Linked DNA regions of Mus musculus: all the other regions are linked to region 4. A link is a loop called in an ENCODE intact Hi-C map of the cell type or tissue named here. Cell type or tissue: left cerebral cortex. All regions are shown on one strand. Links, peaks and the distances in the headings refer to the core of each region. The heading gives the core; the rest is flanking DNA.

Region 1 (4,845 bases), core at 529-4,528, 150 kb before region 4:
CCGGAGGCAGTCTGGACAAACAGAAAGAGGGCTGCGTTGGTCGAGCACACTGGGGGGTCAGTCCCCAGCCCAGCAGAAACCAGCTGCGATAGTGCATGCCTGGTACTCAGAAAGTGGAGGCCGGGGGATCAGAAATTCATAGTCATCCTTGGCTACATAACAAGACAGAGGAAAATCGTGGATACAGGAGAATCTGTCTCAAACACAAATAGGTTAAATATATGCAAAATTAAAAACAGTATAAGACTTTAGACATTAATGACAAAACTGCTTTTTCTTAAGCAGCCAAGAGTAAATTACTAAAGATAATTGATGAGACTTGAGAAGATCAACACTCATGAGTTTTTCTGAGAATTTGGAGGAACTAGTGTGTGCACAGGTGCCAGTGGTGGGCCCAGCGCTGTATAGCAGCGTAGCTCCGTCCTGACGGCCACACAATTTCCCCTGCAGCCATCCCATGCTGGGTGCTGCCCAAGGACACTCCAACTTTCACACCCACCAATGTTCACAGCCCTTTGGTGTGTAGTCGCCCAAAAGGGACAAGGAAACACTCCAGAGTAAGCATGGTGGGCATTGCATTGTGTGACACATTCTTTTGATGAAATCAGCCCAGCTATGGAAAAGACAGTGCAGTGGTCCATTCTCCCATGGGCAGAGTCCTCAAACCCATGCTGCTGGGTGGAAAAGACAACACAGCTCAAGGCCGCCATCCTTTCATTGATTTATACAAAGTTACAGCTGTGTCTGGGGGTGGGAGGGGGATGGATTGGCAAGATGGAACAATGGAGCAATTCGAGGGGAAAGAGGAACCTGGGTTTGATTGACTGACGTGTATTGATTGCAGAGGGTTCATGGGAACGCACAGATGTCAGTTATATATATGTGTTAAATATGTATAATCTATTGTATACCAATTATACCTGAATGGGGTTGTTAAAATATTTAAATATTTAGAACCCAACAATCCAGAGGGACAGAGGGAGGGAGGGAAGGAGGGAGGGAGGGAGGGAGGGAGGGAGGGAGGGAGAGAGGGAGGGAGGGAGGGAGGGAATGAATTTGTGTGTTCAACACAATGAGGTCTTAAACATAAATTTTTATTGAAATGATCTGAGAGATGCCTTATACATTTTTGTAAGCCTTTTTAATGAGCGATTTAATTTGTGGCTTTCTAATTGTTGTAAAGGTTATTGGAAACATGCCATTATGGTGTGAGGTATTTTTTTCTTCTCTTTCTGTCTTTGCTTTTCTAGGTCAGGGTCTCATATAGCCAGGGGTGGCCTCAAACTCCTGCTCCCTGCCTCCAAATCACAGGCGCTGAGATTTCAGGCGTAGGCCACCACCTGGATGTTGGTTCTTTTTGTTTCATTTTTACTAGTTACTCCTTACCCATCTCTGGCTGCCCCTGTAGGCTCCTCCATTTTCCCTGTTCCTTCTCCCCTGCAGCCCTCACCCCATCCCCAGCCTTTTATTGTGTCATTTTCTCTGAGCCATAGAAATGTTCCGTTTCAAAAAACAAACCGAGCCTGACTGGCTTTTCTCCCAGGGCTTTATTTCCTTCTTAGCTGTTGGTTCTGAGGCATGTGCTGTGAGGACCGTGTGTGCAGTCCGGGAAACTTTTACACCTGGACTTTGATATTTCTCTTTAGTTTGACAGATTGGTCTCCTTCGGAGCCTTGTGTACCTTGATCAACAGTTGCTCTGCGGATCAATGCTCTGCGGGCATGGTGGGTATTGGATCAGGGCTCGGCTCCATCAGGGCTTGTTTTAACAGAGTCACACAGTGCTATTTGGTCTTTGGACTCACAGATGCCTGTGGATCCTCCCTCAAGGAGCCCCGTACCTCTGTTCTTACCCCTCCCACAAAGTCAATCGGGAAGGTTCTTCAGGAATGCAGAACCCGTTACTGAGCAGATTTTAAAATGTTTTCCCTAGCTAGCAAAAGAAACTTGACTTGATGAACCAGACAATATATATATATATTTTTTTTTCCATTTGCACAGGCTAGCCTCAAGCTCACAGTCCTCCCGTCTCAGCATGCTTGGTGCTGAAGTGAGTAGCTTACGCCATCAGGTTCAGCCCTGTTCTGCTTCGGCAATCCTTTCCACCTCTTTCCTAATCTCCTGCCGTTTTCCTTTACTCTCACTTGCACACTGATGCTTGGTGGCTCTCACTACAGGGAGAGATCTTCAAGGCCGAGTTCAGGATCGAATCATCTTTACAGTCCCCAGAGAAGTCGTGGCGCGTAAGTACTTATCCAGAGAACAGATTGTAAAAACAAGCAAACGGTTTGTCGATATTCTCATCTAGCACCTTGTGTGCTGGCGCCCCCTAGTGTCCGGTTTATGTCTAAAGACGCTCAGGTTAACGTGATTTTGAACTTATTGTCAAGGAAACCTTGTCTGACTGGGCCCTTTTATTTAAGATCTTTTCCCTCCTGTCGCTAAGGTTGACTGGCAGAAGAAAGGACGGCAGCAGGCGCAGGCACAGTCATTTTCCTTGATGGCAGCTCTCTTGTTTGGCAAGGTCTCTTCACAAATGCTTTTGCTTCACTCCAGTAATGGAGGATAAAAGCATTTTATTGATTCTAAAATAGACCCTTTTCATGTTTTGACATTTCTGAATTCGAATTGCCGCCTGCAATTGCTGCCTCACTTCTTATTCCTTAGATATGTCTATGGGCAAAGTGGCCACTTCCTACAGTCAGAAAAACTTGGTTAGAGGCATCTAGGATGCACGTCGGTTGAGTTGTGGACATTTATTTGGTTGGTTTTGTTGTTGTTGTTTTGTTTTTTATCGTTGCTGTTGTTCTGTTTTGTGGTTGTTGTTACATTTAAGCCATTTCACGATCTTTAAATATTAATAATTTTATATGTCCATGTATAAAGTTATAGACCGTTATCCATACAAAGAGGCAGGGGGATGATATGAAAGGGCATAAATTAGTATAAATTTGTTATATTTTGCAGAATGCACTGTCTACAGTGAAAAACAATCAAATTGTACAACCCGAGAAGAAGAGCTGATGGTGGCCGGGTTCCTAGAGAGATGCGTTCAGATGCAGTTTGTCATGGACTCAGAAGTGCCACTAAAGGTGAGGGAAGAGTATGACAGCCTTGTGACAGTCCCACTGAATAAACGCTTTTAAATCTAGTAACAGGGGATTGGTGTAACTGTGCACTTGTCATGGAAGACTGCCAAGATGTCCATCTGTCAGTGCCTTCTTGTTCTAATGTGTGTATGTGGGTGTGGCTATGTGTATGTGGGTGTGTGGGCATACAGATGTGTACAGAGCTCAGAGGACAATTCAAGGGTCATCCTGAGAGCACCACCCAGCTCCTTTAAGAACTCTTCTCTCTTTGTCTTGGAGCTCACATTAGGCTAGGCTGGAAGGCTCCTCCAGGGATACTCTTGTCTCTCCCTCCTTGGTGATCACAGGAACACAGCACAGTGCTCTGCATGGTATATGGGTGCTGGGGATCGAACTTGGGTCCCTGTGGTTGCGAGGCCAGCACTTTACTGACTGAACCACCATCCCCTAGCCCATGTTGCCAGTGCCTTTTTAATATGTTTATACAGCTCTCTCTCTCTCTCTCTCTCTCTCTCTCTCTCTCTCTCTCTCTCTCTCTCTAGTGGTAGGTGATTAATTTGGAGAGATGATAAAATCTAGACAGAGATTTCTCAGTCACATTGATGACAGTAAAGGCATTAAGAATACAATTATGGGCACCAGCTCTATAACTCAGCCTATTGCTATGAAAATATGTCTGACTGCCAGTGACCAGCAATTATCTTCCTCCATTTAATCTAAAGCCACATGGTATTTTAAAAATGAAACTCCTTTCAAAACTGCCTCTGCCTATAAATGTCAACGGGTGGGGCAGCTTTTCCTTCTGCACCACACAGTTCGACTTATGCTGCGGTTCACGTTCACGTGCATTCAATGTTAAAGGACAAGGAAATGCTCATCCAAGGCACCTTGTCAACCCTGGCCAGCCCTGCGGTGACCTTCGGCTCAGAACCCGGGTTTGAGCCTTCAAGGGCAGCAAGAGCCTCAGTCAGCAGCTTTCCAGGTCCCAAGCTTGTCTAAGGAGAGGCAGATTGAAAGCTCTCAGAAACCTGCCTTCTCAGAAACCTACCATCCTCGGGAAGGGCTAAGCCAAGGAAAACAACACACCTGAACAAAAAAGCTCATCTGTCACTTAACACTCGGTCCTTGTTTAATTTTTACTCAGCCTAAGGCAGGTCTTGCTGGCCTGCTATAGATCTGTCTGGCCCTGAAGAATGTCTCTGAAGTGCTGGGGTCACACGCTTGCACCACCCAACCTGGCTGGATTCAGACTTTAAAATAGGGGTGCACCGTAGGGGCAGTGGGGCTCCCGATCTGGTTGTAAAATGCTACATGTTAAACATCAAGAGAGCAAATGAACGGGTTACAAATGGTTTCTAGGACTGAAGACAAAACGAAAGAAAGAAACAGGAATGGCTAACAAAGACTCCAAAAAGCACCCAGCACCCTTAGTAAGCGGAGAGAAGCAAGTTAGAATCCTTTGAGAGTTCATCTTACTCCGGACAGAAGAACAACTACAAATTCGGGGAAGGGTTAGGAAAATGGAGACCCTGAACCACTGTAGGTGGAGTAGAAAATGGCATAGCCATGGCGGAAGTCAGTATAGAACTGCCATGTTATAATTAGTTCTGGACGCACACTCCAAAGACCCCACACCTTACATCAGAGGACGGATAGCCCGTCAATGGTCACACTACAGGGATGATGGGACCAGCCTAGATGGCCTTCAACTGATTAGTGGATCATAAAAAAAAATCTTAAAATCTTAATTAAAAAGA
Region 2 (4,845 bases), core at 435-4,434, 190 kb before region 4:
AGTTGCAGCCAGATACCATGGAGAGGCGATTGAGTGGTGTCTGATAAAGCCAAGGATGGGCTGTCGGGTGAGAAGCACTTGGGGTTGCTGGCAGGGCTGCTAGCAGGCTTTAACAGGATCTGGATCTTGGGATCCAAGCAAGAGAATCCCCATGGCCATAGGCAGAGGGGGAAGAGAGCTACTGGAAACTCCTTCCTTACTCCTCAGAAGACTGCGAGCCAATGTGAAGGCTCTTGTCCCTCAGCTCAGGAGAATCCATTATAAACAACAAAGATGGCTTCATCAAAGAAGGGAGCAGGCTGGGAACACCACAGGAGACAGGACCAGAGCCCAGGAGGAGTCCTAGGAGACTGGGGCAGCGTAAAGAGTGATCATTTCAAAACAGCCCAGCTTCTACTACACCCCAGAAGCTCACCGAGTCTCCAGCAAAGTAAGTGATTGGCATGCCCTGCCCTGACACACACACTCACTCACACTAAAAATGAATTAAAGGGAAATAGTGGAATTCAAAGACATGGAGACAAAAAGGTCTATGACACCAAGTCAAAAGAAGTAGAGCATAGATAGGAATGTAAGCAAAACAGACGAAATGTGTGAAGCAATGATGGCCAGAAACCTTCCAGGTTAATGGAAAGAAAGCCGTGGTGGGATCTACAGGCAGCAGGGAGAACAACCCAGAAGAATGAAGATCACTCCAGGTGGGCTTCATGGGAGCAAGAACAGTGGCCTATAATGTCGGAATTCCTATAAGAATGGCTTCCAATCTCAATCTACATCCAATGGGATTTTCATTCAAGATTAAAAACAATAACAATCCTTACACACACACACACACAACAACAACAAAACTCTTCATTGCCCAGGAGAAGAGGAGAGGGTGGTGGTGGTGATGATAGTAGTAGTTTAGAAAGAAGAAAATGCCAGAGGTAGATTACAGTGATGGCTCTAACGCAATAACTGTACAGTGTTTATGCAGTGATGGCTATGTAATAACTGTACAGTGTTTAAACAGTGATAGCTATGTAATAACTGTACAGTGTTTATACAGTGATGGCTCTAACGCAATAACTGTACAGTGTTTATACAGTGATGGCTATGTAATAACTGTACAGTGTTTATACAGTGATGGCTATGTAATAACTGTACAGTGTTTATACAGTGATGGCTATGTAATAACTGTACAGTGTTTATACAGTGATGGCTATGTAATAACTGTACAGTGTTTATATAGTGATGGCTATGTAATAACTGTACAGTGTTTATGCAGTGATGGCTATGTAATAACTGTACAGTGTTTATGCAGTGATGGCTATGTAATAACTACAGTGTTTATACAGTGATGGCTATGTAATAACTGTACAATGTCTAGATAAGGGATGCTAAGCTGAGCTATGGACACAGGATGAGGTTGATGCATATTCATAGGAAAATGAGTCCTGTGGTGGTGTTTAAGGGTGTGTTGGGATTCTTTCTAAACATACATGTTAAGCCTCCAGACAATCACTGGAAAATACTCGCTTATAGAGGCTGAAAAGATGCCGCACTTCCTGCTCTTCAGCAGGTCCCAGTGCATTGCCAGCATCCATGCTGGGTGCCTCGGTGGCTCACTGAGAGCTGGTAAGTCCAGCTCCAGGGGATCTAACACCATCTTCTGACCTCCACAGGCACCTACAGACCAGTGCACGTACACACATGCATGCACTGACACAGATGCACATAACATTTTTAAATTAAAAAAATAAAGTAAATTCAAAGGATATGCAGAGAGCAGAGCACTTGGGGTTCCACCTTACCTCCGGAGTTGCTGAGCCCCTTCCTGGTCCCCAGCAGGGATCTCTTTCCACCCTCCACACCCTCCTCACTGCTGATAGCTGAGCACTAGCTGTGTCCCCTACTTTCTACCTGTCTTAAATATGCCCTCTTTCTTCACAGCTGGTTGCTCCATATTCATGTGTATTTTAAATGACAAAGATCAGAAGAGAAAGCCAATCTGTTTACTGTCACTATCTTGTTCCAAGCTGGTGGGTACCTTAAATTACACATGTCACCTCTTAGCCTGAAGGACACATGCCTCTGCTTGGGGGAGGGGGAGATTGCCTGTAGACAAACCTCTTGTGACTTTGTTCATTCACCCAAGGTGACTCGCTCACTTTTCATACACGTTCAGTGACTGTTTGGCTACCTAGCACTGTTGCCTTATTGCTGCAGACCATAAAATTAACCTCTATATATCTTTTCTTTTAATCCACACAGCTCTATAAAGGAAGTATTTTTCTTCCTCTATTTTATAGATGTGAAAATTGAGCGATAGACAGCTATAACTACCGGGGGTCAGACACTAGGTGGCAGCTCTAGAACATACTAAGGCAGCAGATGGGCGATTGGTAAGGCTTCTTCGGAGATGGCCCCTCAGCCAACACCAAAGCTCTTAAAACAACAATTCACTATAATTAATAATTGTGCAAATATGTGTGCTAGCCCTCCCCTGGCGTGAGAGGTGTAGAACCCGGGGCTTCGGTCTAATAGTCTGCATATTAGGAAAGCCCACTCAGTGGTCTGTGCGCACGGAGTTGCTAGAACCCTGTAGTTGAAGAAGTTGGAATAAATACAACAGGGTAGGACTCAGGCTCAGAAACTGTCCCATGCCCTCGTTCCTCAACACTCTCCCATGACAATCGTCCTCTGGTTCTCAGTCAGCCTCAGACATCGATTGCTACCAGCCCTCTCCTACAGACCCAGACCTGTTCGGAGGTGAGGTTCCCAGTGCTGACTGGCCACGTTAGTATTTCCAAGATGTATAATCCCTGGCCTTCATGACACCCTGACCCCCAAACAAACAAATCACGAGAGCATTCATGTCCATTTAGCAAAAAGCCTGATGCTCTGACAGGTAGAGAGCAAGACAGGAAAGTCGGGACAGGATGTGGCTAAGGAAATGTCACCATGCTGCTATACACGGTGCTTCCCATAATGCACTGGTGTTCTGTCATCATCTTCCTGTCTCTCTGGGGTCTGTTCCTGGAAAGGCACCTCAATTTAATGCAAGGGGATGGCTTTCCCAAACCTCGGCCATTTGCTTCACAGGAAATAGTGAGGCCTTCAAGTTCCCTTTCTTTGATTTGTGCATTTCACATTTGTTATAGCAGAAACCCATGTTCAGACAAAGCTGTGCAGAGTGGAACAGAAGAGAGACCAACGGCTAATGTGAGCACACCATGCCTTGTCTGTCCAGGGGAGTTGCAGGCAGTTCATGCCCAGCCGTAATTAGCCCTTCACTTGATTGGCACCTCTGGAGGCATACTGTGACAAGGCTTGTCACCCTCTGGCCTCAGTTTTCTTTGCGTTCGGAGTTCCCACCGGTCTTTGGAGTCTCAGGGGAAACATCACTGAAGCCTAATGAAGGCTCACAGCTCAGGAGCTGACCATGCCAAACAGGATACAATTGACCTTCATTAGGAACAAAGGAAGAAAGAAACGAGTAATATTAATAGTATCCATTTGCATAATTGCCTGATTGAAACATTTCTGTCTGGGGATGAATAAACTCACTTCTCAGTCTAGCCTATGCTACCTAGCAAGGGTTAGTTGACCACCCTCATTTATTTTAATTAAAATCCCACTTGGGCCAATTACTCAGGAATATACCCTTTCTCCCCAAAGCCTGTCTAATCATTAGAGGGCATTGTCCCACAGCTTGGCTGAATGTCCCCTCAGCGGTCAGTGACACCAATAGATGCTGGTGACAGGCGATTTAAGTAATGGAGAATGACTACAGACCACTGTTTGCTTTTCTCTATGGGAGCAAATTCTATGTAAGTTAATATAAACTGCCGAAATAAAGAGCAAATTTGAAATGAGACAAAATCACGGTTTCATAAATAAATAAATGTATACACACATATTTATCCTGTTATTGAGTGATGCAGGATTTGATCCTATTACGTTCAAAGAGTCTCCTCTTTTATCCCAAAGGTAATGGTGATAACAGCCCCAAGATTACTAAGGGTTTGTAAGCCCTCCTGGCTGACTACCACTAACGCTGAAAACTTGAAACTACTCCTGCATATGTTTCAAAGAAACTGGGGGAGGTGGAGAGAACCCAAAAACCTGCTGATATCCATTTGCCCAAATCTGTTTGTTATAGTTTTGAGATGACAGCCTTCACGCTTTGGGAAAGGAATTATCCAGATTCTCTTTATCTAAATGGAATAATAATTAGTTGTCTCTAATTAGCTTCCTAATTGGCTACTTGTGGGGCTTGCTGAATTGATGGCTCATTGGCTCCTGTGTCCTGTAGCTTTTCATCCAGAGAAGGAAGCCACGGGAGCCACTTCCATAGCCTACTCTGTGGCCTGAGAAAATTCCTCCTTGATCTGAACCTGCGCAGAGAGAGCCGGGGGCGTTAATCCCTTTACGAGGCTAAAGTAAAAGGCAATGGTGTGAAAATTATCTAAACTCAGTATTAGTCCCCCTTGGCGCTGATGTGCAGTTGGTTGATTTTTATTGGTATTTTATAAATGTGTGAAGAATTTTTCTATTTGATAGTCTCACATAGTACAAGAGGAGATTGCCAGGAAAAGATAAGGTTAAGGAGGCTGGAAAGATGGTTCAGTTGGGAAAGTGTTTGCCACGCAAGCCTGACAGCCTACGCTCTGCTCCTCAACCCCCATAGAAGTCCAGGCACAGTGGTGTGCTTATAATCCTCACAAACGGGGAAGACAGAAGCAGGAGGGCACCTGATCCTTGGGGCTCACTGCTCGCTGAGTCTTAACTGCTAAGCCAGAAGTTCAATAAGAAAATCTCATCTCAGAAACAAGGTAGAGAGTGATTGAGAAGGATGCCAAA
Region 3 (4,845 bases), core at 400-4,399, 87 kb before region 4:
TATGTATGTGTTTGTGTCTGCATGTGTTTATGTGTGTATATGTATGTGTGTATGTGTGTGTGTGCATGTGTGTATATGTAGAGGCCAGGGATTTAAAACAGTGTTTTTCTGCAGCCACTCTCCACTGTATACTTTGGAGCAGGGTCACTCACTGAACCTGAAGCTCATTAATTCATCTAAACTGGCTGCTCTATAAGCCTAAGGCATCCTCTAGTCTCATCTCCCTAGCTCTGGACTTATGGAGATGCCTAGCTTTTTAGGTAGATGCCAAGAATTGAACTTGAGAATTCCTGGTTATAGCATCCCTGGGTTCCTGGCTCATAGTTATTCCCACGTCTTTGAAACTTCGGGGTTCATCTCAAAGATTCTCCCAACCTCTCAATGTTCCTTTGCTTCCTCAACAAGACATGTTTTCCTTTTCCACACTATGTCCCAGATAAGCTGAACACTGTACTGAGGGGCCATGCTTAGCCTTCAGCTCATTCATTATTCTACATTTCCCTCACCCCCGACTCCACAACTCCACCCTGAGTGGCCCTGTCCCTTGCTCCTCCTTTAACTCCATCTGCACCTCTCGCTGCAGAGCCCACTCTAGCCTGACTAGGTTTCATGATGTGTCTCCTCACAGGGTTTCTCTCTAGAGCCTTCCCTTGTGACACTCCACCTTTCTTCCTCCTTAGCTAGGCAAACTCTGCCCCAAGGCAGTCACTTGCTGTGCCCTCGAAGTGTCTGCTCAGACACAGCCAGCACAGGGTGGCCGTCTACAGCCTGAAGGTGTCTTACCTTGGGTCAAGCTCAACAATTTTTGTCACTGTCCTTCACCAAAGCTCACTCCCTGTGCTGCTCACTCCTTAACCAAGCTTCCTTCTTATGTCAAGTTCTCTCCCTCACCCTCCGTGCCAGTTTCAGTCACACACAGACAAATCCCCTGACTTTAAATTGCACTGGCTCTTTCAAATACTTCTGTGGAAAACTAAGAAGAAAAGAGTACACTCGCAATGACTAAACAGAGTTAGTCCCAAGGAAAGAGCAGTTTTCAAGGTCTTAATCACCCAACTGTATAATTTCCGGGAAGATCTGAGCCCTCATGTGTAGGTCCCCCCCCCCCATGCCCCCATTAGCAACAAAGCAGTACCTCTGCTAAGGGAGCCTGCTGAGCTTTGAACTTTCTTGGGGGAAAGTTCCCTATCCCCCCCCCACCCCCTTAGTGCACTCCTAACCTCTCTTGTATACCAGTTTGAAGAGAAGCTAAAGATAAGCGACAAGAAATTAATTGCAAGCCACTAAGTTTGAAAGGCCCGGGGCTTATGGAAGGGTTAGGGAAAGGGAGAGAAGTCAGAGGCCACACTGTGAGTGCTCTCTCTTACCGCATGACAAAATTTGCTTCATCTATTTGACGGCCACAGCCACTCATCTTCAGAATCCCACCGTTTCCCACCACCGCACATTTCTTCAATGGCAGCTGGAAGGGGGTTGCCTAGCAACAGAAAACAAGGCGGGTTTTCACTGCAAAGAACACACAACTGCTCTGAAATCATTATTGACAGCAGACCCCAAGGAATTTGAAGGAAGTCCCAGCAGGGCAAAAAAAGAGTATCAGGAAGAAAGATGTAGCTGATTTGTTGGGAAACAAGGGGCCTGATTCTTTTGGGAGGAAAAAAAAAGAATAACACAAAACAGAAACAACAACAAAACATCCCTAGAATATATTTAAATGTAACATTCTTTTTTCTTTCTCAAATTGAGCACCTAGCACAGGATGTTTGCTAGGGAAAGCAGAAAAGTCCAAACTAAACACAGGATTGTTTCTAAAGCCATCAAACAGGACGAAGAGTCAAAGGAATTCTGTTTTTCTGTGTGATTCCAGTGACACGGCAGCCATTCGTTCTCAGAAGGTTTCTGGGTGTGTCTTAGGCTAACTGCTGGGGAAAACCAGAAGAACACAGAAGTGTCTGAGGCTTCAAGATTCACAGTGAGAAAAATGAAGAGAGTACGGGGTGACGAGAGTATAAACTCCCGCCACAAACTAAACAGTACCACGAAGGTGCTGACTTTGCTGAAGAGAAAGCCATGCCAACTGTGGCATGCCACCAAGAAGGAGTAGGTGGTGCTGTGCTCCAGCACACAGACAAAAGCTTGTCACTTGAAGAATAAGAGGAGGGCTAGGGTGATCACTCAGTCAGTAAAGTGTTTGCCCGGCAAGCATGAGCCCCTGAGAGTAAGCCGCTCTTGTACTCACACTGGATATGACTGTGTGTACTTGAAATCCCAACATGGAGGGGGGGCAGGTTGAAGACAGGGAGATCCCAGCATTCACTAACAAGCCAAAATCATCAGCTTCAGGGTAAGTGCAGTACCCTCCCCCCAAAATTAAGATGGAAACAAACTGATAAAGACACACAAGGTTGACTTTTGGACACACACACACACACACACACACACACACACACGCATGTATTCATAAAGAGAGGCAATAATGTTTGCTGGAAGAAAACGAGCTACTATAAGGAGAACACCCTAGGTGGTTCTGGGTGGAACTCAGGAGCCATCAAGGGACAGGTGACTTGTGTCAAACCAGACAACATGTGACTTTCTCCTGTAAATATCCAGCTAGACTGCAAAGAGAATGTTCTGTGTGCCCAAGTGCTCCAGCCTAGGGCACTATTTATAGTGTCGGGGAATATGGAAACCCATAATAGTCCCTGAGAGTGAAATGAATCATTTGGCCCCTTCTAGCTGGGTCAGCAAGAACTGCCAGGTACCAGAGCTCCTTGAAGTGACTGGAACAGAACATAGTTGTTGGAGTTCTTGGGGGAAAGACCTTGTAAACACATGACTAGTCTAGGAAACAACTAGATTGAAAGGCCATGCTGGCTGAGTGGTATACAAATAACACAGACTATATCAAAGATAAAATGGAATTAGCTCACGAATATACAGTAGAAGGTTCTTGCCTAGGCATGAGGTAATAACTCAACCAGGAAAAAAAAATTCCCAAGAGTCTCTGCTTTCATTGGTAGCTGAAGGAAGCAATTAGTCTAACGTGAGATTTTATTCCCTTCATTTCTAGTAGTAAAATAAGCAGCCAGAGCTACGTAAATACTGGCAATAAATATTGGTGGTGTCTGAAGCATAATGCCTTAGTATTTGTCCACTGGGAGAAAAGAATCGCCTGCATTACCACTGCAGTGATCACCCCAATAAACGTCAGAGTGGGGTGTCTGAGGAGAGGCTGGCAGCGGAGAACATCTAACAGCTTCACTCAGGACAACATATACTTCTCTTAGTCATTCCTCAAAGGCGCATTTGGAACCAACACTTGAACCATGGTACTATCTATCATATCAGTGAGATGGAGAGCTAAGCTCGGATGCTCATGTAGGCTGGTGCGTATACTCCACCAATGTTTGCTGGGACCCCTGAGCGGTGGAGACCAAATACAAACCTTGTGCCCCTGAGACTCACACTATGCTGGAGAAAATAGAGAAGGATGAAGGAATGTGGAAAGGTAAACAGTGGAACAGACGGTGAGGTGGTCTTTGGAGAGAGACAGGGAACTGGCATGAGAGAGTCCAGAGACTTCCTGAGAGGAACTGCAAGGTCAGCAGGGTGACCAGCCACGCACATAGGAAGCCCCAAGCAGATGTGTGTAGGACTTGAGAATGTGTGGACATAGATCTGGGTAGGTCCCTGGTTGTCGTCCCTCTCCCCTCTGTGCAAAGACCCTGAGGAGGGAACATTCCTGGGATGAGATAGAGGGGCAAGAGCCTCTTTTGTCTGCAGACTACAACGATGAGTCAGCAGGACGAGGGGAGGAGGAAAGGGGAAGAGTAAAGATTCCAGTGTGGAGCTGAGTGAGCGAGCCGGGTAAGGTACCATGAAGACAGTGGGTTTTATTCCAGGATGAGAGCCAAGACTACAGAAACAGCCAGGGAGGTAGCATGATGATCCGTGCTGAAGTGTGAACAGTTCAACGATGTCTGGCCAGGGAGGAGTTTTCAGTGATATCCCGGGAGTTTAGTGACCTGAAATAGGGTGACAGAGGTGAAGAGAGCCCTCCGTTCTGGAGGGATTCCAGAGGAAGTGCCAAATAGATTTGCTGGTGTTCAGAGAGGAAGTAAGAAAAGAAAGCAGACGAAGAAAGGTCTGAGGGAAAGGTGACTTGGTCTCCAGCATAGGACCAGCTGTTTCCTGCACTACAGAAGATCACAGCAGGGGAGAGTCTGGGGGACTGATTAAAAGCCCAGTCTTGAGAAAGTCAAGTGGCTGGCTGCCAAGTGGCCTTGTCCAGTAGGTGACCGAGCAGGCAGGGAGCCGGGTCTGTGTGGAGTGAAAGGTGGAGAGAGACCAAGTATTTGGATTTAAGAGCCAAACGTCAGAACAGAACAGAGAAGAGGTCTCAGGGAGCCTAGCAAAAGGAAGGCAGTGACTGAGAAGGAGGGAAGGAAGCTGAGTGCTCCTAAAAGATGAAGGGCAATAATGCTGAACCTGCCATGGGGCTGGGCAACATGGAGGCCACGGGTGTCCTTGACCAGGAAAGGAGCAGCAGTAAGAAAATTGACCTGAGTCTGCTGATGTGGAGCTATATATACACATATCTACTCAGATATAGAATAGAATAACGAATACCAAAAGAAAAATGCTGTCAATATGTGAATACACCGTAAGGGTCTTATATAGCCCTGTCGTGATCGTTAAGCCAGGGGAGAAATTTCAGGCATCCCCCCACTAATAGTAGGATTTATACATGCAAGCTGCAAGCCCCTTAGTTGTTAAAGGGGAGACCCTGAGGGATAGAGTCATTTTGGTTGGAGGCACGACTGCAGGAATCTTCAAACCAAAAGC
Region 4 (4,845 bases), core at 260-4,259:
TACCAGAAAAGACCAGCAAGGCAATAAATTGGCGCCAGAGCTGAAGATGAGAAGGCTCTGCCCCGGGGTCCCGGTGCGGTCCTGGTCCGAGCCGGCCAGTTCCCCCAACATGCAGGTAACATGCAAAGAGCTTGTTGTCTGCGCTGCAGTCTAGCTACCCAACTTCTATTGCAAACCTGTCTTCTGTTCCTCAAATTAGCACCTCCCCCAAGAGGAGAAACTACCAGCTGGAGAACCCTGTGCTGTCCTCTTTCAAACGCGGCCTTGGGTTTTGTTTTCTGAATCCAAGCCCTTCCCTCACGTACACCTCCCACAAACATTCCTGAGACTAAGACAAAAGGGGGGACTGGTGCTTTGGAGTGGTAAAGAGTCCAGCACCTGGGCACCTGGACTTCGTCGTAGATAATGAATGACCTTGGGCTAGTAACTTGTTCTACAGAAGAATTGGTCAGAAGAGAAAATATGTCATCAAAAATGTGTTGAAATTTCAACACAAAAATCGTGCAGGTCCGATCCTTAGTGGGTCATGGTTCCGTGCTCCGGACTCGCAATGGACACACTGCGCAAAGCCACGGCGAAGGCCTGGCTAGTTTTCATGGTTTCGTGACTGGAGGTTTGCCCATCACTCCTGCATGGTTGATTTGTGTTACAAACTGCCCCGGAACGCTTCTTAACCTACTTCTAGCTTACTTCTCTTTAGCACCAAACATCTACGGAGGCTAAAAAATAAATTCTCTGAAAGTAACAGTCTCTAAGTTGTTCTGGGTCTCCCTTCCCACAGAGATGGGTCAATTGCAAATACAACACAGACTAGGGACAGACCAAAAAAATCCTTGATTTTGCAAAGGTACCTTGAAACGTCTCTTGGGATGAGGGATGGGACAGAGACCCTGACTTAAGTCTCTAGGTTGGGCACGGCACAGAGGGCACAGGACAGAGAAGCCTCACAAGCGACCCTGTCTTCTGCACACTAGCAGGAAGGGATGCTGGAGGGGAGCAACGGCCAGCAGTAGGTACCTGAAGAGACTGGCTGACGTCTGGTTCGTCCTCCAAGCCGTCCGCTGTGCCAGCACCCCTTGCACAATCTCCTTCTCGTTGGGCAGCCGGTAGACAGGGAAGATGTAGAGCCAACAGAGGACCACCACACAGAGGGCACTGGCTCCTACGGGTAGCCGGGTACGCGGGAATTTCCGAGCTAGCATGGCCATGGCCCCTCTGGACGTATGTAGGGCCCGCCCGCAGGGGCTCATCGCAGCCTCGATGTCCCAGGGTCAGTGTACCCTCAGCACAACGCTGGACAAAGTGGCAGTGAAGGATGCTCCAGTGGCCGGCCCCCCATGCACACACACCTTTGGCTTTCCAGCTCGCAAACGCACGGCTGGGGAACCCCCACGCCACGGCCCCAGAGGTCAGCTACAAGGATCTTCGCCAATGCAACTTTTACTGGGATGTCTTGCTAAAGGAAGTGGCCTCCGGGCAAATCACAAGCCTTAGTCTCTTTCCCTGCAGGCAGCGGGCGATGAAGGAGTCTAAGAGCAGTGGGGCCGGTGGCTCCCGCCCTTACTGCAGCATCACCGTCGCCCTCGGCTGGGGTCCTGGAAGAGGCGCGGCTGGCTCCCGGACGTCTGATGGGTTGTGTCCCTTCCAGAAAGAGATGCTCCTGCGCCCTGCACCGCCCTTTCCCCGCCTCCTGCGCCGCCGCGGTGCCCGGCACCCCCCAGATGCGCTCTCCGCGCCACACCAAGTCCTTGGAAATTTCCACGATGGCCCGGGACCGCTACCCCACCCCCGGCGCCTCGGCCGCGCCCGCCAGGACCCTCACTCCGCGCCCCTCACGGGCAAACCTAGAACTCTCTCTCATCAGTTCATTCAGCGGTGCGCCGCAGCCTTCTGCTGCGCCCTGGACTCCGCAGACACGCGCCCCGGGATTGGTGGAAATCAAGGTCTCCCCCGCCCTCCCCCACCCGCGAAATTGCCTCCCGTGACCTGCTTGGGGCCGCGACGCTAGCCCAGGGTGCAGGCCCCTCGCCGCTGCCCTTGTTCTCTGCAGAGGGAGGCAGACAATAAGAGCAGCAGCCCCTCTGGTGCGTGCATGCACACGCGCATATGTCTATCCCGGAGTATGCACAGATTGGGGACCCGCACACCTTGTGCCCAGGCTGCTGTCTCCCTCTCCTTTCTGCAATTGATTGGTTATAACTGAGCAGTGAGGAGGCTGGCGAATATTTATTCCTTCCTCGGCTCCCTTAATCAGATCAGCCCGTGCTGAGCTACGATTCCATGCACGCACTTGCGTGCACGCGCGGGCGCGAGCTCACACGCTCAGGCACGCACATACACGTCCGCGCGCGCGAACACACACACACACATACACACACACACACACACACACACACACACACACACACTGCTGCTACTGGGCACAAGGGGAGATGCATGCACACTGGGATCCACCACCTTGCCTCCACCCTTCCGAGAACAGAGGGGCATCCTCATATGCTTGTGGCTGGTGTTCTCCCGCAGACCTTGGAGGAGATAACGCCTCTGTAGACTAAAAAGCTGTTTATTCTTAAAAGGCTGCAAAGGCAAGCTTATCACAACCACGACCTTGGAAACGTGCAACCCGCCTGGACCCGCCTAGAGGAGAGACTCACAGTAAGCCATTTCTGCTCGCCCTAGCAGAAGTCGGAAAAGGCTCGGGTACCTCCTAGCGGCAGTCTCTTCTATTTGCTTAAGCATCCTGTGCAAGGACAAAGAAGAAAGTCTGCAGCCTCCAAAACCAGCTAGCTTAGTCGTCACAGGACTGAAATCTCAGGCCACAGTTCCATTTGTTCAGCCAAGAGCAGCACTCCAGACGGCCCACAGTGACTAGTTTGTGCCCTGCAGTCTTTTTTAGCACCTTCAGTAGGGAGAGGTGAAACTTGAGACTTTGGTGCCAACCAACCTCTACCAGCATTGCAATGCTTTTCTTAGGAAGACTGCTCAATGCTCCCCAGTGGAACCAAATACCGTTAGTTAAAATAAAGACTGCCCTTGCCGCTGATAGAAGCAAATAAAGACTGCTCTTACCGCCGGGCGTGGTGGCGCACGCCTTTAATCCCAGCACTTGGGAGGCAGAGGCAGGCGGATCTCTGAGTTCGAGGCCAGCCTGGTCTACAAAGTGAGTTCCAGGACAGCCAGGGCTACACAGAGAAACCCTGTCTCGAAAAACCAAAAAAAAAAAAAAAAAAAAAAGACTGCTCTTGCCGCTGTTAGAAGCTTGCTGCTCTTTTAGAGGACCTGTATTCAGTTCCTAGCACTCACTGCGGGCAGGCAGCTCACAATTACATATCTGACTGGGGAGGGGGAGGGGAGGTCTTCTGAAGGCACCTGCACATACATATACAAACCTCCACACCATTACAGGCACATAATTTTAAAATATAATAAATGTTAAAATAAAATGAAGATCCCTCTCACCCCAAACTTCCTCTGTTCTAGGAAGGCAAGATGGGGACATTTGCCATCTTTGAGGGCTGTAGACACATCATCAATCACTTTTCCTCCCTATAACTTAAACAAAGCACAAATGATCCCAATTTCTCTTCCTCCAGGTCTCCATATAGCTGAATTTACAGTAAACGAAATAAACCTACAAGCAAAAGATCATACAGGGATCATGAGGACCCATGAAAACCTTTCCCATTTAGTACTGCATTACAATGTAACACACTGTAGTACTGCGCTACAATGTAAACACTCTGGCCCCTTCTTTCCCAACCCCTGGGCAACCTTTATCTGATGTTACCCTCTGGTTCTCAGGAGCATTAACAATGGCTACAATGTTATTTTCCTCACCTTTCCAGGTCTTCATGGTGTCATGTCTGTCAGCATATAGTAGCCACAGTCTTAAATATGTTTTTCCTCCCTTCCTACATACAAATCTACTGACTCATTCAAGGATAAGTGGCCATTAAATTCTCCCTGGATAACATGGTAGTCCCAGACCACCTAAAACACTAGCTTCCGTGCCAGCAAGACATTTCAATGGGTCAAAGCACTTGCCACCCAAGCTTGGAGACTGGAGTTCTGTCCCCAGAACACGTCATAGAAAGAGAGAGTTGAGTGCTGAAATGTGTCCTCTGACCCTCACATCTATGCCATGACAGGCTCACTCATACTCATTACACACACATACAATAATAGCAATGGCAATTAATAACAACAATAATAATAATAAATAACAATAATAAAATGATGATGATGCTGTCTTTGTAGTGTATTGCTCAGGGGTCTGTAGTTCCTGTTCTCATTCCCTTTGACCCACCCCAGATACTTCTGGAAATTTCTGATTGTGGTCAATGTTTAGACTCTCAGATGAGCTTTTCTGTTGTAAGCACTTTCGTACAGAACTCTTCCTCAGCCACTGGGACCTAAGACTGTTCTACGTGAGAACTCCATGGGCCTTGTCTACATGACTGGGAGAAAGCAGGGAAGGTAGCTTTCATTCTTCATGTCGGCTCAACTGCCAATGCAAACCTGTCCACATGCAAACTCAAGAAAGGACTGCTTCTTGGTGCTATAAAATGTCCAGCCTCAAAATTACTTGGACCATTGCTAACTCGGCACCATGTAAAGTGAAGTGTTAACTCCTGTGTCTTAGTGTTTTAAATTAAATATCTTACCTGACATCAGGGCACGTGATTTAAATGGCTTACAGCAAGGGGCTTAGGATTCTGATATAGTCTACATCTGAGTGTTCATACTGAACACATGCATGGTTTGCTTGGGGACTAAATGATCAAGCATGTTAAAATCTACAAATGGTTCTTAGATGGAACCCTGGTCTCCATGTCAGGCTAGTCT
Region 5 (4,845 bases), core at 595-4,594, 210 kb before region 4:
CGCTGCTCTCTCCTCTTTTTCTGCTCCTCCTCTTTCTCCATTCCTCCTCCCCCTCCACATGCTCATAGTCAGCCTCTTCTCCTCCTCCTTCTCCTCCTCCCCTCCTCTTCTTCTTCCTCCTCCTCCTCCTGGTGAAAGTGTCCAGTACTGTCAACATTAGCTCCCTCTTTTGCTAACCCACAGTTATTTTAAAGCTCTCCTCCCCGTCCTCTTCCTCCGCTCTCCGCCTCTGTCTCCGGCTCCGTCTCCATCTCCCCACCCCTCCCCTGAATAAATTCTATTCTATACTGTACTGGCCTGTGGCTGGTCCCTCAGAGGGAGAAGGGATGCCTCCGCCTGGGCCCCACAGAGGCACCCCGTGCCTCCACACCTTACTACACTCTACCACTCTACCAAACAATTCCTTCTCTCTTATCTTTTTATAAAACACAACAGATATGATGGTTGGATAAATGGAGACCCAAGGTGGTTTATAATTTACTTCCAGATATGAAACCTTACAGTACAGGTTACACAACAAATATCCTAAAATGTTTTGGCACAGCTTGCTTGACCCATACACTTTATCTTTACTGGAGAGCCTCTCGAAGTATTATGCTGTCAAAAAATATGTTACCTTGTGTAAAATACTACCTTTTGTGCCTGCTTGTAATCTAGCCCTCTTTTGCTAACCCACAGTTATTTTAAAGCTCTCCTTTGGAGCTATGACTATATTCAATTAGCTATACTGAACATTTTTTATATTCTATGCACTGTACTGAGCATGTTTATGTATTGCCACAGTCCTCAGAACAACCTTTGTAAGTGATCATCATTATTACCATAGAATTTAGGTTCCAAGAGGAAAAGTAATTTTCCCAAGGTCACTTAAAAACCATAGATCACTGAGACACTCTGTTCCACTCGCAGGATCTTTCTGTCCCATGCAATGATCTCTGTGCTCTGCCCACACAATAAGATTGTGGCAGTTCGAGAAATGGACAGAGTGCTATCTGGGGCATTCTGTTATTTCTGGCTTCCTCCTAGATCACAGACTCCTACACACTTAAAAAGAACAGTAGCGCCCAGCTCTGTGGCTAGGATCAGCCAGAGCCCAGCTAGTGAGCATGGACACAAACAACAGTGTGATCTTCTTGTAAATAGCGCATCTCTCTTCCCAGCCTCCCGTCCCTGACATGGGGACAAAGGAACAAGGGTAGCTCCTGCTGACTTGGCACTGTGGGAAATGGGACCAGCAGCTGTCTTCAGCTCAAGGCTAAATCAACAAAGAGCCTCCTTCTCCTTCAGGCTTTGAGTTTGAATTAGCTCCGTATGACAACAATGTTTCCACCCAGTGCTGTTCCAGACTTTGTGTCTCTAAGGCTGATAGGCAAAGAACAGTAGAATCCAACTTGGATCCACTTTAGAAAGGACTTGGTGAAAGTGTCCAGTACTGTCAATATTAGCTCCCTTCTTGGTTGAAAGGGGACAGTGTCTCTCCTCTCTGTATATCTTGGGTTGGCTTTCTTCAGAGTGAGTGTAGACCCCCTGGCTCTTCCAGAATACCAAATCTCTCCACCCCTTTACTCCCAGGCTTCAGACTTACACAGTCTTTTAACATCCAAAAACTCAACAAGAGAAGGATCTTTTGTTCTCACAGGAGTCTGGAAAGACTTGTAGCTGTGTTCAGGAAGATAGGACATTTCAAGGGCCAAGATTGTCACACACTGTTACTATGAAAAGAATGTGTGTTTACACCCCACCCGCACCTGGGGAGAGGCAGTGGGTTCTCAAAGGAATATATTTTATCAGACAACTTTTTAAAAGTTTTTTTTTTTTTTTAGAAGGGAACAGGTGTGCACTACACTGGAAGGGATTAATAAAGCTGACACACCAGCAGAAGGTAACACTGTTGGCTGAATTAGCAGGGAATGCCAAGCCCATGGGAGGGGGACGATGGCTTAAAATGTTGAGTTCGAGGCACCTGTAGGACATTAAAATGGGGCAATTTCTTGGAGAGGGAGATGAATCAGGAGCATAGGAAGATTGATGTTTAATATAAAAGCATTAAATCATAAAATAGATCCATGCTATAGTATGGACTAAGAAGTTTCCAAGTGGGGAGGGTCTTCAGTTCATTCATTCATTCATTCCTTGGGAGTGGCAGCTCAGCCAGATTGCCTCAAGTTCCAGGCCACCCTGAGCTATGTCATGAGTTCCTGGCTAATCTGAACTATATAGTGAGTTCAAGGCTAGCTCCAGTCAGAGAGCAAAGCAGAGGATGATGATAACTGTAAGAAAAGAGGATGATGATAACTGTAAGAAAAGTGAGGTAGAGAAGATAGACCTTGATCCCCACAGGTTGAGACTGATTTATTGCAACAGCGAGGGGCCCCAAGCTTTCTGCTGTTGCAGGTTGAGCCCATTTACAGACATTCTCTCTCTCTCTCTCTCTCTCTCTCTCTCTCTCTCTCTCTCTCTCTCTCTCTCTGTGTGTCTCTCTCTGTCTCTCTCTCTCTCTGTCTCTCTCTCTCTCTCTGTCTCTCTCTCTGTCTCTGTCTCTCTTTCTGTCTGCCTCTCTCTGCCTCTCTCTCTGTCTGCCTCTCTCTCTCTCTCTCCCTCTCTCTCTCTCTCTCTCTCATACTGTTTGAGAGCCCAAAATATTGTTTGTGAAACAATTAGGCTGGGACTAAGCAATTCTTTATGGCTAGGGGCTGTTGCCCAGTAAACCCGACTCAGCTTCTCATGACCTGAAGTTACCTAGTATGTTGATGGGGAGTGGTTGGAGAGGGAAAAAAAAGGGAAGAAGGAAGAAATGGAGGAAGGTGTAAGGGGAGGAAGAAATGGGAAAACGGAAAGAGGCTGGAGAGGAGGAGATGAGTGGAGGAGGACTAATTCTCATTTATTTTAGAAATCTCCAGACATTATTGAACACTGCACAAAGCGCCATTCAACTAGAGGCTCCTCTGAGCTCACCTGGCCGGCCCCACTGCAGGGTGACGGCGCGGGGAACTACAACTCCCAGCGTGCCCCGGGGCTGGCGGAGCCGTGGGCGTGGCCTACAGCTGCCACAGCAGGCGGGCGGTACCGAGTGGAGTCGGCGGGGCCGAGCTCCCGGATGTGGAGACGTTGGAGCGGCGGCGTGGGAGGAAGATGGACGCGCTGGAGAAGGGGGCCGCCACGTCGGGGCCCGCCCCGCGTGGACGGCCGTCCCGGGGCCGGCCCCCGAAGCTGCAGCGCAGCCGGGGCGCGGGGCGCGGCCTAGAGAAGCCGCCGCACCTGGCAGCGCTGGTGCTGGCCCGCGGCGGCAGCAAAGGCATCCCACTGAAGAACATCAAGCGCCTGGCGGGGGTTCCGCTCATTGGCTGGGTCCTGCGCGCCGCCCTGGATGCGGGGGTCTTCCAGAGGTGCGCATGTGCGGGAGCCGGGCCCGGGTCGGGGGTCGGGGGTCGGGGTCCCCAGGCCTGACCCTGGGTCGCCCCTGCTTGATGGGCGCCTGTCACCTCTGGGCTGCGCAGACTGCCGGGTGCTGCAAGGCCCGGGAGGCAGCAGGTGCATGAATGGAGTCGAGTTGGGGCTCCCCAGCTTAGAGAGTCTTCCCTCACCTTTGAGAAAAAAATATTCTCTGGCTGTGAGGCTGTGAGTCAGCACAAAGAGGAAATGGTCCCTACGTGTGTACGAGGTATGACTGTTTTATGGGTGTGAATGGGTTTAGCCTACCTCTTGAACTTTGGCCTCACTAAAGGCAGTTTTTATCTCTGCATCCTCTCGGCCTCCACCGGATTGATCAGGAGTTACAAGTTGATGCCATTCATCAAAGGAGGGAGATAAAAATCCTTTGCCAACAAGGAATTTAAATGCCCGTGCTAGCTGCATCCAAATTCTGCTTGAATTTATTGCTACCTTTTGATGATTTGGCTTTTAAGATGATTGATTCAGAAGGCTATTGATTTCCCCATATTATGAAGGCAGATTTTTTTTTTCACCCAACTGACATTGTTTAAAGATGGGATAGCAAAAGATATAAATGTATGAGTTTTCTTTGTGTTTTGACTCAAAGGAAGCTCTGGGTGGAGCTAAAGAAACAGCTGGCTTCTGAAAATAACACGTAATAGGAAGTGTGCTGAGGAGAGATAGGGGAGTATCGTGAATTTGGTTCAGCTCAGTAAACATTTCTTGAGCCCCACTTTTTTCCATACACACGCAAGGAGATAGCAAGACGGTCCGTGCACAGTTCTATCCCTTACGGAGCTCTCGATTGGTTTTTGTTTGGTTTTGTGTTTTTAAACCTCTCAGAATGCAGACTGCAAAGGAGTGAGAAGTTAATTATGTATAGGCCACAGGGACAAAGTAACATCTATGAAGGGAAAAGAGTTTGAAGTCATACTGACCATAGATTGAGAACAAAATTATTGTTCATGACTCTCAGGTCCCATGTCAGGAAATGACTTTCAGAGTGGATTCAGAAAGGGTACTGGTAGAACTGGAGAAATGGCCCGGCGCTTGAGAGCACGTACTGGTTTTCCAAAGGACCCAAGTTCAGCTCTCAGCACCATTGTTGGATAGCTCACAACTGCCTGAAACTCCGCACCAGGAGATTGGATATCCTTTTCTGGTCTCCACAGGCCCTTGGTCTCACGTGGACATATTCACACTATACAATCTTTTAAGGGGAGTGGGAGGGTAATTGATAGAGGCGATGGCTCTGGACAGAATGCTTGCCATGTAAGTCTGAGGAACTAAGATCTCATTCCCTGAGCCCACATAAAATCCAAGTGAGAGTCTAGTGCATCTGCAATTACAGCAGGACAGGAGAATCTGGAAACTCAGGGGACAGTCAGCTTGGTGTACCCAGTGAACAACGAA
Region 6 (4,845 bases), core at 249-4,248, 110 kb before region 4:
AAGCAGATACTCTAGAATAGAAGTTACTTCCAAACCCTGGGTGAAAGCAGACAAGGCAAGACAGGTGTCATTCACATCCTACTAGGAGTGAAGAGGGCCCTTCTATTCTTAGTACCATTTAACTCTTCCTGGTTACGAAAAGCAAGCTGGTAATTGTTTAATGGTAGAAAATTAGGCAACAAAATTAAGTACAAAGCAGTATACTTGACATCTATTGAATGTATAATAATACATATTGAGTGATGGCAGAGACATAGATTGGGGTGGATACAGATGATATAAATGTATAAACAGAGGAAAAATCGTAACGACCAAGCAAGCCTGCCATCCAGAGTCAGCTCCATTAACATGCTCATTTCTATCTTGTGTACACACTAATAGCAAGAATAAACATGTACACACAGGTACATGTGAAGAAGACACTCACACGCATGCACACACAAACGGGGGGGGGAGCGTGAGAGAGAGAGAGAGAGAGAGAGAGAGAGAGAGATGCCTTCGTCAATGTTTCCATTTTCACAGCTAGTAAGAGAAACAAACAAACAAACAAACAAAAACCCATACCCAGCATTTGCTAATTCAACATGTTTTAGTGTCTCTAAAGAAACACAAGACTCAAGACTCCTTCAGAGCAGCTTTCCCCTCAGGAGGTCCCTTCTGTCTCTGTGGACCTTATTAGCTCTCACCACTGACCCGCAGTTAGAGTCACCACTGCAATGAGGCTGGCTGATCTCAGACCCAGAGCCCCTATCTGCGGGGGCAGGGCCGACGCCTCTGACCTGTGACCTGTCTACTATGCCAGAGACCCTCATCTGTTCTTGCTCAGCTGTGGCCATCTACTGTTCTGTCAGTACGTTTGGTGATTTGTATTTTTCTTAATGGAAATATGGAAATGTCATGATGTTCAAAATGGTTCATTAGGGTACAGAGAGTGAAATGTGTGCCTCAAGGTTTATTCTTGGATACCCCTTGCAGCCTTTATGACAATTGCTGCTTTTATTTGTGAATAATGTTTTGGTTTGGGGGGGGGAGGTTGAGAAGATACATCTTTAAAAGGCTTGTTACTGGCACACACACAAACACATAGATATACAGACAGACAGACAGACAGACAGACACACACACACACACACACACACACACACACAGAAGGTTTTTCCATGGCAGACATGAGTTGTGGATAGTGACAACGTAGGTACAGGGAGATTGAATTCAGAGCACGTGTTTGTCTTAGGTAAATATATACACAGTTATAGGTATTTTTATGTTAAAATACATAATTCTATAGAATATTATTTAATATCAATAGGTAAATAAGCTAATTCTTTTATTCTATTAGTTTCTTTCCTCATGACTGTGGTCAAACACCTTATAAGAAGCAACTTCATAGAAGAAAAGGCCATGTTTGTTCATGATTTGAGGATACATCCATCAAGACAGCCTGTGTCTGATATACCCTCTCTCCCCATCAACATCATAGCCACGCTGATTTGCCAAATCAGCCCTCACCTGTAAACAAGGAAAGATAGAGTGAAAACAGGAAGAAGAAAGAGAAAGAAGACCTAGGGTGGAACAGGAGATGATGTTAAAACGGGAAGAGGAAGACCCTAAACAAAGAGCAGGATGAAGTCAGGAGATCCAAGACTTACATCATATAGAGTTCTTGAGGTACAAAGGAAAGGGGACAAAAGTCACTCCCTTCCTTTCGCCGGTCTATTCCATACCTGCCATGACGAATGCACACTGAGCAGAGAACACAGCAAAGAGGCGGCCACAAGAAGGTATGTCTCACTGGCTGCACTCAGCATCAACGACTAATTATACACTCGTGTATCTCACCTCCAATTATTTCCAACAGTTACTGCCAACAGCAGCCCCGAGCCAGCCCAGCAGACTGTGATCCTGAGATCCAGTCACTGGGCAAAAACGGAGCCTCGGAGTTAATTATATTACAGTTGTTGGAAACAGAACATCTATTTTCATTGCATGTGGTGATGATCCAAATGTGAGCAAGTTACATCAGCGTTTAGAGGGAACTCTTTTCCCTGCCCACACCTATTTTGGATACTGGGCAAACAGCAGTTTCTCCCAATCTGTCCTGAGAAACTGTCTGCTTAGGCAAAAAAAAAGTAGAGTAATACATATATATATATATATATATATATATATATATATATATATATCCAAATAAATTTTTATATCCAAATACATACACACACATACATATCCAAATATATTTCCGTATCCACATACATACATACATACATACACACACACACATATATAATATATATATATATATATATATATATATATATATATATATAACTCTATTATTTCTCTAAATTATAAATAATGCCACTATTCTTCATCCATTTTTCAAATCTAGGAAAGAAAGTTTGATAAAAAAACAAAACAAAACAAAACAAAAACAGTCCAGGCCATACTCTAGCATGTCCTAAACTCTAAACTGCAATGTGTTAGGGAAAGAGAGCAAATATATGTATATTAAGGGTAAGTGTAATAAAAGAAAACAGACCAAAAAGTTCTCTTAGCTGCATTTCTCACTGCTGGACAGAATACTTGACAAGAACAACTTAAGGAAGGAAAGGTTTACTTCGGTTCCTGGTTAGGGCATCGTCCATCTTGGTGGCAGGGACGTGAGATCGATACCCAATCCCGCCTGCAGCCCAGAAGCCTGGAAGCAGAGAGAGAGGAATGTTCTTGCTCAGTGGCCTCTCTCTTTTCTATGCAGCCTGAGGCCCCAGCCCACTCAATGTACCCACACTCAGATGTACCCACACTCAGATGTACCCATACTCAGGATGTAGCCACGTTCAGTATGGCTCTTCCCACCTCACCTTCCAGGCGTGCGTGCCCAGGTGCTTGTCTCTGGGTGACTTTGGACAATGCCAAGTTGAGAGTATGAACCAACACAGTATATTACATTTTAAACATATCAGTCCACAGTTTTTAATGGGCTGGGACAGACAAACTGTCAGTCATTGTCTTAGTTAGGGTTTTACTGCTATGAACAGACACCATGACCAAGGCATCTCTTATAAGGACAACATTCAATTGGGGCTGGCTTACAGGTTCAGAGGTTCAGTCCATTATCATCAAGGGGGGAACATGGCAGCATCCAGGCAGGCATGGCGCAGGAGGAGCAGAGAGTTCTGCATCTTCATCTGAAGGATGATAGCAGAATTCTGTCTTCTAGGCAGCTAGGATGAGGGTCACACCCACAGTGACACACCTACTCCAACAAGGCCACACCTCCTAATAGTGCCACTCCCTAGTCTGAGCATATACAAACCATCACATTGTCAGACTCTCATGATGCTGAGGCAGAGCCGGCCTCACAGGCTAGAACCGCAGGATCCTCTCTGTTCCATCCCAACAGCTTTCTTTCAGGAATTGATTTGCATTAGAAAATATCTAATTTGGCATAAAGGAAAATTTCTAACATTTAGGAAGAAAGAAAAAAAAAAGCCACTGTCGAACTTGGAATTCTTGTCACAGTTGACAGGAAAAGCTATCTACTTAAGATGCTAAAGGCATTTTTTAATTTAAAGTAGCAGGTGACCTAGTTACTGGTCAGTCGGGGAGAGGGCAGATGCACACTATCTGTGGAACTTTCTAAATAACCGCTATTGTTTTCTTTTCCTCCATGCTTGATGCGGTTTGAACGTGAAATAGGCCCCCTCTGTGTTTGGTTCCATGGCCCTATTTGGGGACCCTTGGGAACCTTTAGGAAGCTGAGTCTCACTGGGTGAAGTAGGTCTCAGGGGACAGGTCTTGGTGTATCACCCAGCCCCACTGCCTGTCTACACAGATTTTGAGTTGCTCGGATGTGAATAAGCTGCCTCAGGTTCCCATGGCCAAAGCTGAGGTCTGTTCCTGCCACTGTGTGTGTCATCTCTGTCACAATGGGAGACAGATCCTCAAACCTCAAGTAAACTCCGCCTTTCTCCAAGAAGGTGCTACTTACGGAGTGTTTAATTAACCACAGTAATGAGGAAACCAACTAATGCAACGGATATAATTAATTTATTTGCCTACTAACCTTAAATAAGATTCTATGTAACCATGTACTTTAACATATATATGTATAAATGTGTATGTATATATATCCATATAGGTATCACTTGACAAACACAAGGTCTGAATTCAAACTAAACTAGCTCCTTATTCCCCTGTGCCTACCCTGCCACTAGCCACACAAGTTATGTCTGCAGCGGAAAAGCCACATGTGGCGTGGGTGTTAACAAGTCTTTTAAAAATATCTCTTCCCACCCCAAACAGCAAAAACAAAGCCACATGCATATTTATTCTCTTCTCCTGCTTGCCTTCATTAATTCCTGTTTTTATTGAACTAACATTGTTTGCTGGTCTTGATGAAAAATGATTATCATAAAATTAATTCATGATCTTTTAGAAAAGATTAAAGCTATAACTCAGAAAGGGAAGAAGGGGAAACCACAAGTGTTTGGCAAACAGAAGCTGCCTTGGCTCTAACAGGAGAAAGGCAATAAAAACAGTTTTGAATCCTGGGACAGTTTTCAAGAGCACTTGCTATCTGTTTCTACATTCTTAAAATAAGACCATATACAAATATATTTTGATAAAGTTTTACTATGTAGCTCTGGCAAAAAAAAAAAACAAACAAACAATAACAAAAATAAAAACCTTTAAGTCAAAAGTATTTCAGAGTTATTTAAAGATGGATTCTTTTTTTTTTTTAATTTTAAGATTCGAATTGTTAAGGGTCTAGTAAATACATGGACTAGGTTCCCATATTCACAGGTGCAATAAATATATAGAACGGATTTCCAATATCCACAG

What was found. Peaks named below come from ENCODE experiments on the same cell type or tissue, not always from the same donor. Only the 100,000 strongest peaks of a DNase experiment are listed, where the experiment ranks them.
Region 1: it touches region 4 in a loop (4-fold over the local background); 8 of 42 quality-filtered maps call a loop at or near these places.
Region 2: it touches region 4 in a loop (5-fold over the local background); 16 of 42 quality-filtered maps call a loop at or near these places.
Region 3: a loop joins it to region 4, with 2.5 times the contacts of the local background. A loop is called at or near these places in 15 of 42 quality-filtered maps.
Region 5: a loop joins it to region 4, with 9 times the contacts of the local background. A loop is called at or near these places in 3 of 42 quality-filtered maps.
Region 6: a loop joins it to region 4, with 2.3 times the contacts of the local background. A loop is called at or near these places in 8 of 42 quality-filtered maps.

Annotation. Positions count from the first base shown.
Region 1 is chr6:142,812,501-142,817,345 of GRCm38, forward strand. It overlaps Gm7457 (predicted gene 7457), which reads left to right and starts at 1,731. Exons shown (of 7, transcript NR_045707.1): 1 at 1,731-2,049; 2 at 2,177-2,242; 3 at 2,967-3,091. In left cerebral cortex, for the core only: a CTCF peak has its summit at 2,338 (motif pointing left); DNase peaks (open chromatin) are centred at 2,305 and 3,276; H3K4me3 peaks cover 547 bases.
Region 2 is chr6:142,777,190-142,782,034 of GRCm38, forward strand. No RefSeq gene overlaps it. Among named protein-coding and RNA genes, the nearest start is that of Gm46981, 4.1 kb to the right of the region's middle. In left cerebral cortex, for the core only: a CTCF peak has its summit at 2,345 (motif pointing right); a DNase peak (open chromatin) is centred at 2,356.
Region 3 is chr6:142,875,281-142,880,125 of GRCm38, forward strand. St8sia1 (ST8 alpha-N-acetyl-neuraminide alpha-2,8-sialyltransferase 1) reads right to left here. Exons shown (of 5, transcript NM_011374.2): 3 at 1,368-1,477. Among named protein-coding and RNA genes, the nearest start is that of Gm7457, 63 kb to the left of the region's middle. In left cerebral cortex, for the core only: no CTCF peak of the experiment used is centred there; DNase peaks (open chromatin) are centred at 2,131, 3,864 and 4,255.
Region 4 is chr6:142,962,519-142,967,363 of GRCm38, forward strand. St8sia1 (ST8 alpha-N-acetyl-neuraminide alpha-2,8-sialyltransferase 1) reads right to left here and starts at 1,934. Exons shown (of 5, transcript NM_011374.2): 1 at 1,018-1,934. The coding sequence starts at 1,250. In left cerebral cortex, for the core only: CTCF peaks have their summits at 1,956 and 2,713; DNase peaks (open chromatin) are centred at 579, 1,129, 1,711, 1,925 and 2 more places; H3K4me3 peaks cover 2,796 bases; H3K27ac peaks cover 2,471 bases.
Region 5 is chr6:142,753,641-142,758,485 of GRCm38, forward strand. Cmas (cytidine monophospho-N-acetylneuraminic acid synthetase) reads left to right here and starts at 3,046. Exons shown (of 8, transcript NM_009908.2): 1 at 3,046-3,386. The coding sequence starts at 3,133. It overlaps LOC115490443 (a long non-coding RNA gene), which reads left to right and starts at 3,668. Exons shown (of 2, transcript XR_003956544.1): 1 at 3,668-4,845. In left cerebral cortex, for the core only: no CTCF peak of the experiment used is centred there; DNase peaks (open chromatin) are centred at 1,083, 3,054 and 3,569; H3K4me3 peaks cover 1,845 bases; H3K27ac peaks cover 1,103 bases.
Region 6 is chr6:142,848,725-142,853,569 of GRCm38, forward strand. The region is part of intron 4 of St8sia1 (ST8 alpha-N-acetyl-neuraminide alpha-2,8-sialyltransferase 1); the gene reads right to left. Among named protein-coding and RNA genes, the nearest start is that of Gm7457, 37 kb to the left of the region's middle. In left cerebral cortex, for the core only: no CTCF peak of the experiment used is centred there; a DNase peak (open chromatin) is centred at 1,949.